2 separate regions of the Homo sapiens genome follow, and region 1 is linked to region 2. Evidence: chromatin contacts called from ENCODE Hi-C or POLR2A ChIA-PET data. All regions are on one chromosome and are shown on one strand. Each heading gives the region's core, a stretch centred on a gene start or an enhancer-like site at or near the end of the contact. The rest is flanking DNA. Distances are from core to core; before and after follow the strand shown.

Evidence for each region. A loop is a pair of places that touch in the nucleus more often than their neighbours do. ChIA-PET counts read pairs that join two places held with the same protein, here RNA polymerase II (POLR2A). Pooled maps may share reads with other maps.
Region 1: a loop to region 2 is called in a map of naive thymus-derived CD4-positive, alpha-beta T cell, with 7 times the contacts of the local background. The contact joins two enhancer-like sites. A Hi-C loop is called at or near these places in 7 of 168 maps with a recorded cell type or tissue (Caco-2, IMR-90, endothelial cell of hepatic sinusoid and 4 more) and 14 of 50 pooled maps. POLR2A ChIA-PET finds 5 or more read pairs at or near these places in 2 of 52 experiments (activated CD4-positive, alpha-beta memory T cell and activated CD8-positive, alpha-beta T cell).

The regions. Positions count from the first base shown.
Region 1 is chr17:65,260,976-65,263,981 of GRCh38, reverse strand. No RefSeq gene overlaps it. Among named protein-coding and RNA genes, the nearest start is that of RGS9, 130 kb to the right of the region's middle. Within about 2 kb of position 1,586, at least 2 of the 41 ENCODE cell types and tissues checked have a DNase peak (open chromatin) inside an H3K27ac peak, as active enhancers do.
Region 2 is chr17:65,227,309-65,230,668 of GRCh38, reverse strand. It overlaps RGS9 (regulator of G protein signaling 9), which reads right to left. Exons shown (of 19, transcript NM_003835.4): 19 at 2,966-3,360. The coding sequence ends at 3,262. Among named protein-coding and RNA genes, the nearest start is that of RGS9, 92 kb to the right of the region's middle. Within about 2 kb of position 1,733, at least 4 of the 41 ENCODE cell types and tissues checked have a DNase peak (open chromatin) inside an H3K27ac peak, as active enhancers do.

The sequences.
Region 1 (3,006 bases), core at 337-2,836, 33 kb before region 2:
TCTTTTTCACTATACAGAGAGTTGTGTCCCAGGCCCCATGCTGGCCCTTTTTATGGGCTCTTCTGTTTATCGGCAAGGCTAGCACTGCTCAGCACCTGGGCTCTCTTGCAGTCTCTAACCCCATCCCCAGATGCCTTGGCTAATTTTGCGTATAGCAGAAAAAGTTCCCCAGATGGACAATAGAGAGAGCTGGAAAGGGCATAGGATTTGAATTCAGATAGACCTGGACTATTACCACATTTCTGCCACTTTGGGTAAGCTGCTTGACTTCTCCGAGCCTCAAATTTCCTATCTGTAAAATGCAAGAATGATAGTACCTACCCCATAGGGGAGTTGGGAGGAATGAATGGGGTAATATGAAGTGGCCAGCCCCATGCTTGACATATTAAGCTTCCTTAATAAATATAAGCTGGTATTGTTGTTGTTCTTCTTCTTGTTGTTGGAGGAGAAGGAGGAGAAAGATTTTTTTTTAATAATTTCAACCTTTGTTTTAGATTCAGAGCATGTGCTAATTTGTTACATGGTTATATTGTGTGATGCAGAGGTTAGTGAGCATAGTCCACAATAGGTAGTTTTTCAGCTCTTTTTTCCCTCCCTCTCTCCCCCATCTAGTGGTTCCCAGTGTCTATTGTTCCTATTTTATGTCCATATGTACCCAATGCTTAACTCCCACTTACAAGTGAGAACATGTGGTATTTGGTTTTCTGTTCCCGTGTTAATTCACTTAGGATAATGGCCTCCAGCTGCATCCATGTTGCTGCAAAGGACATGATTTCATTCTTTTTTATGGCTACATAGTATTCTGTGGTGTGTATGTACCACATTTTCTTTACCCAATCCACTGCTGATGGGCATCTGGGTTGACTCCATGTCTTTGCTGTGATGAATAGTGCTGTGATGAACATATGAGTGTGCGTGTCTTTCTGGTAAAACGATTTATTTTCCTTTGGGTATATATCCAGTAATGGGATTGCTGAGTTGAATGGTAGTTCTGTTTTAAGTTCTCTGAGAAATCTCCAAACTGTTTTCCACAGTAGCTGAATGCATTTACATTCCCAACTGTGTATGAGTATTCCCTTTAAGAGAAAGATTTTAAATATAACTTTTTCCTAAGCTGTTGCTGCTATTAATGCATAACATACTGCTATTATTGGTCTACATATAATTTGAATTTTTGGAAACTTTAGCTGTGCTATCCACTTTGGAAAAATATTCCAGTTTACCATGTTGAGGTGGCATTGTACAGAAATTAACAACCATATTGCTCTAGAAAAGTTAAACTTATTTTTTTTCCATTTGTACAAGGGTAACACACTGTATTAAATATGTAAAGTCTTATCTACATGAGTTTGATCACAGAAACTAATAAAGTACTCTCTAAATTTTTTGAAAAAACTTTTTTCTGACTTCAAAATTAATGTTTTACTGAAAAAAAAAAAACACGAAACACACAGGAAAGCACCAAGAAGGAAATACAAATCACTCAGTGATAACCACTGAATCATCATTTTGTGGTATTTCCTTTTACTCTTTTCCTGTTCACAAGCAGTGGGTGTAAATCCCCATCCAAAGCTTTATGTAGGCAAGAAATAGATCTTTATTTCCTCTAGCTCAGCTTGATTTCTGTTGTGATTCTTGATTCCTGCAGGCAGAAATTCAAAATCTCCAGTTCAATCTCCCCTCTTGGAATAGGATTGGGAGAAAATGGGGGGCAAGGGGATGTGGTCCATGGATGGATGCTAGATCCCAGGACCAGGTCGTCTCGCCTTGCTTCCAGCTCCTCCCCCTCTTCTTACTCCTCCAACTTTTCCACTGCCTACTATTTTATTTCCCTTCCCTGAGGCAAACAGCACCAAAGAGCTGAACTTTAATACAGAGGATGGGGGTAGGGAGGAGGTTCCACAAAGGGTAAAAGGAAATGTGGACACAAAAATATCCCTTAATATTTAAAACATATTGTCTACACACACACACACACACACACACACACATACACACACATACACACACACACGCACGCACCGGTATAATGCAGCTTTGTGGCCTAATTTTTCCACTTAGCAGTGTATTGTGGACTCACCTCTGTATTATTATAGCATTTTTATGGTCTACGCATTATGCCATTCTACAGAGGTAAGTAATTTACCTCTCTGCACCCAGTGTTGGAGAAATGGATTCTTTCCAAATCTTTATTACTGTAAATTATATTGCAATGAATATCCCCTGAACATGCCACTGTCAAGCCCTGCATTCGAAGGCAAGAGTAATTCTCTCTCTAAACCTCACAGAATGGTTGAAAGGATTAAATGAGACAGTATCTGTAAAGTGCTCTGCAAATACACGCTCAACAGAGGATGATGACGGTGGTTATGTTGATGATGACAACAACAAAACTTCTCACAAATTCGTGATATAATCCTCAGGATAAAGACCTAAACACAAAGCGGCTAGATTAAACGACAAGAACATTTTCTACAGTCTTCTGGTAAATCACTGGATTGACCCTCCATAGTGACCTGCCCAAAGCCCCTATGACAGGATGATGCCTCCGTCTCCCAGCTGCTGTCAGTGTTGATGCAAAAGCCACCTGGCTGCTACCCGGAGAACTGCCCTTGGCCTGTTGCAGGAGCCACTGAGGCAGGAAGTGTCTGGAATGTCAGCCTACTACCCTGAGGCAGCTGCAGCTAACAGGTGACTGATACAGGGTACAAAGGCCAGAAGTGGGGACCACCTTGTGTTGCCTTTCATACTTTCCAGCTCCCCCTGGGAACAGGCTAAGATGAGACTTCAGCTGAGCCACATCTTCTCTTCTTCCTCTTCCCTACCCTGTTTCCATCGCTTCCTTAAAGGATTTTCTTCCAAGAGCCTCCCTCCATAAATCACTTGTATGAGAATCCCTGCTTCTAGCGAATCCATTCTAAGAATGCTTCCAAGAGCAGTGTGTGAGGATGGTCAGGAAGAAGCCTTATGTGCTTTATGCAGTGTCACTCTTTAAAACTGGTGGAA
Region 2 (3,360 bases), core at 484-2,983:
CTCCTCAAGCAATGATAGCACCTCCATGAGGGAATCAACTTTATTCCCAGGACCTCACTTGGTGTTTGACACCTAGCCGGTGTTCAGCCTTGAGCAAGTGGAAAGCACCCAACCATGGAATACAGCATAGCTACATTTTATAGGCATTTACCAAATATTGGCCAAACAGAAACTAACTGGTCACTCCCGTCTCCTCTTGCCCCACCTCTTGCATTATGTTATGTTATGTTATGTTACGTTATGTTATGTTAGTGTAACCCATTACCCCCAAAACTGTGTAATAATTCCACTGTGGGAGAGACCAAGTGTCCGCCAATATCCACTCTCCCCATCTTCCTTCCTCTAGCTAAATCTCTAGAAGTTTAACTACTCACAAACTGGCCTAACTGAAGACTACATTTCCCGGACTCCCGTGCAGCTAGCCATGGTCATGTGACCAAAGGCCAACCAATGGGATGTGAATGGAAATGACCCATGCTACTTCCTGGTTGTGAACTTAAGATGAAGCCACCTTCCCACCATTGCCTCTTTTTCAGTTATCCCCTGGGTATGGGCATGGGTGTAGGGGTGGTGAACCAGCTTCAATCACTACCTCAAGGCAGTGGTTCTCAAGCTCACCTGGACATAGACATCACCTGGGAGAGGCGCTAAAAAAAATCCCAGTGTCACAGCTCTGTGCGTGTGCCCTGGACAGCGGGATCTTTCAAGTTTCCCCAGTGGATTCTAATGTCCAGACAAGATGGAGGAGCATCATACTTGTGACCAGGGGATGGGTGGAGCAACAAGATAAAAAAATTTATTGGTTGTTGGATTTTTTTTTCTCTTCCCTGGCCTCCATTCACTTCCAGCCCATGACCTGGACTGCCCTACTGCCTTTAGGCAACTCTGTGTTACAGACAGAAACTCTGTCATGTTTGAACCCACTTCCTCCCTTCTGAGGTCTATTTATTACTGAACTATAGCCTGGACTTTATTTAATCCAACCAGTGGATTCTGGAGCCTTCTGTCATTGACGCTCTATCCATGTGGATCTTAGTTTCCATGTGGGCTTAGTTTCTCTTTAGGACCCTGGGGGCTTAGGAGAGGAACCCTTAAACACTGATATACAAACCTAGGGTTGAGATTCTCCTTATTTCTTGACATTGGCTGGTAGTAAACTAAGGGTGTGGATTGCTTCGCCTTTCATCTCATTTTAGATCAGCATTGCAAATAAAGGCATCAGGTTAACAGCTCACTCACTCTTCCAAGAAAGGACCAGACTCTCTCACTTACATTCTGGGGGAAAATTTTTCTTAGCCCTTTGTGAGTGACTCTTGTGAGCCCAGTGGAATAGATTCAGTAAAATCTACAATGAGCAATGGTCTTTAAGTATTGAAGCTCTGTGTTTTCCCTACGGGGATTAGCAAATCTAGGTTTCAGCCATGCACCCACCCAACATTCATTTGTAGAAGTGTGCAGAGATGAGTCAGCAACCCCAGTATTTATGGGCTAAATAAGTTGTCAGAGGTTAAAAGCAAGTCAGGGGCTCTTATCTACTAATTGAATTCTGAGGAAGTTGAGGGCTAAAGGGGAGGGGTATAATGAGTGGTTTGGCAAACCACTTGATTTTTTTCTCCTGTGAGGACTTCCTATGCAACTTTTAAGAGCTGTTTTATTCACCGCGTAGCCCTTAATCGCAACCCGCTGTCCAATCTAATTATGATCCCAGCAGTGCCGTTTGGGGCAATACTTCAGAGCATGCGCAGAAACCAGGGACAAGTACATACGCTGTAATCTCTAGTGCGGGGTTTCTCAACAGTGGCACCACTGGTGGTTTGAACTGATAATCTTCTGTTGTGGGAGCTTCTGTGCATTGTAGGATACTTAGCAGCGTCCCTGGCCTTTACCTGCTAGACACCAGTAGCAACCCCCACCCACTGCCGCAGTCTTGATAACCAAAAATGTCTCCAAACACTGACCGGTGTTCCCTAGAGGGCAACATTGACCTGGTGGAGAAACACTGTCCCGGATGAATTCCATGAGACAAGGAGTCCTACTCACAGCAACATCCCCAGCGCCTGTCATAGCGTCTGGCACATAGTAGGGACTCAATAAACACATGTTGAGTGAGTAACTAGGAGGGGAGGTGGGAGGAGCACACCAAAGCCCAAACCTCTAGAATTTCCCACTGGCCTAGTGCAGCGGAAGTGAAAAGGAGCACTCAGATCTCCAACTGCAGGGAGCACGCGGGCTGATGGCCAAGCTGCTGCAGCTCAGGATCCACCAGCATATCCATGCCAAGGTCAGGCTTTCCACGGGATCTCCCAGCACATGACCATGCACCGTGGGGGTACGAATGCAGGGCCGTTCCCAGAGATGCAGGCCCTCTCCAGCAATGACTTTGGCTCAAGGACACCCCAGCAGCCTGGTCAAAACTTTCTTGGACTGCACAAAGGACACCCCAGCAGCCTGGCCAAAACTTTCTTGGACTGCATAAAGGACACCCCAGCAGCCTGTTCAAAACTTTCTTGGACTGCACTGCCATCTAAGACTCTCCCTGCCCAGAGGTCAGACTTGCAGCACGGTCTGGACTGCCCCCCGCCCCGAACCCCCTCAACACTCAACTTCAACTTTCTCCAGCTCTGGCCCTTCCTTTATCTACCACAGGTGTTTTCCCCAACAAATCTCTTGTCCATCGAATCTCACCTTGGTGTCTGCTTCTTGGAGGACCTGAGGCAACACACCTGGCATTTTAGGAGTGTGCCTGCTCCCAGCCCTCTGTCCATTCCTGTGAGATGCCATGCCCCGGGGCATCCCCTGGGGAGCTCTGCTGATGAGAAAAGCATTGTGCACAAACCCATTTAGACAAGGAGAGAGCTCTTGGAAGCGACTCAATGTCCCTTTGTCCAGAAGATTGAAGAAGACGTGAGTTTAACTCATAAATAATAGCTCACAAATTACTAACAAAACCAGACACACACTAACATTCCAAGAAACTTAAAGTTAACCTTTTATTGGTTTTAAGGCAGCAGGGAAAGTCTTCTGGTCCACATGCGTTTCTTCTGCCCAGGGGAGGGAGGGTCAGGAAGAGGAGAAGGAGTTGGCCCCTGGTAACCAGCCAGAGCATTCTTTGCCACAATCTACCCCATCTTGTCTCCCCAATCTTCAAATGTCACCCAAATGCACTTTGGTTCTCGAGCAAGTGTGTCCTGTGGCCCATACCATGGCATCTGTCAGAGCATCTTCCTGGTCCAGAGCCCCCAGCTCAGCCTGCCTCTTTCCTTACAGGCTCTCCCAGGGGCAGATGACCTCCTTTTCTGTGGCCCGGTCACCCGACTCTCCTGTTCCAGCATCCTCCGAGTCCATCAAGCAGGTCCCGCT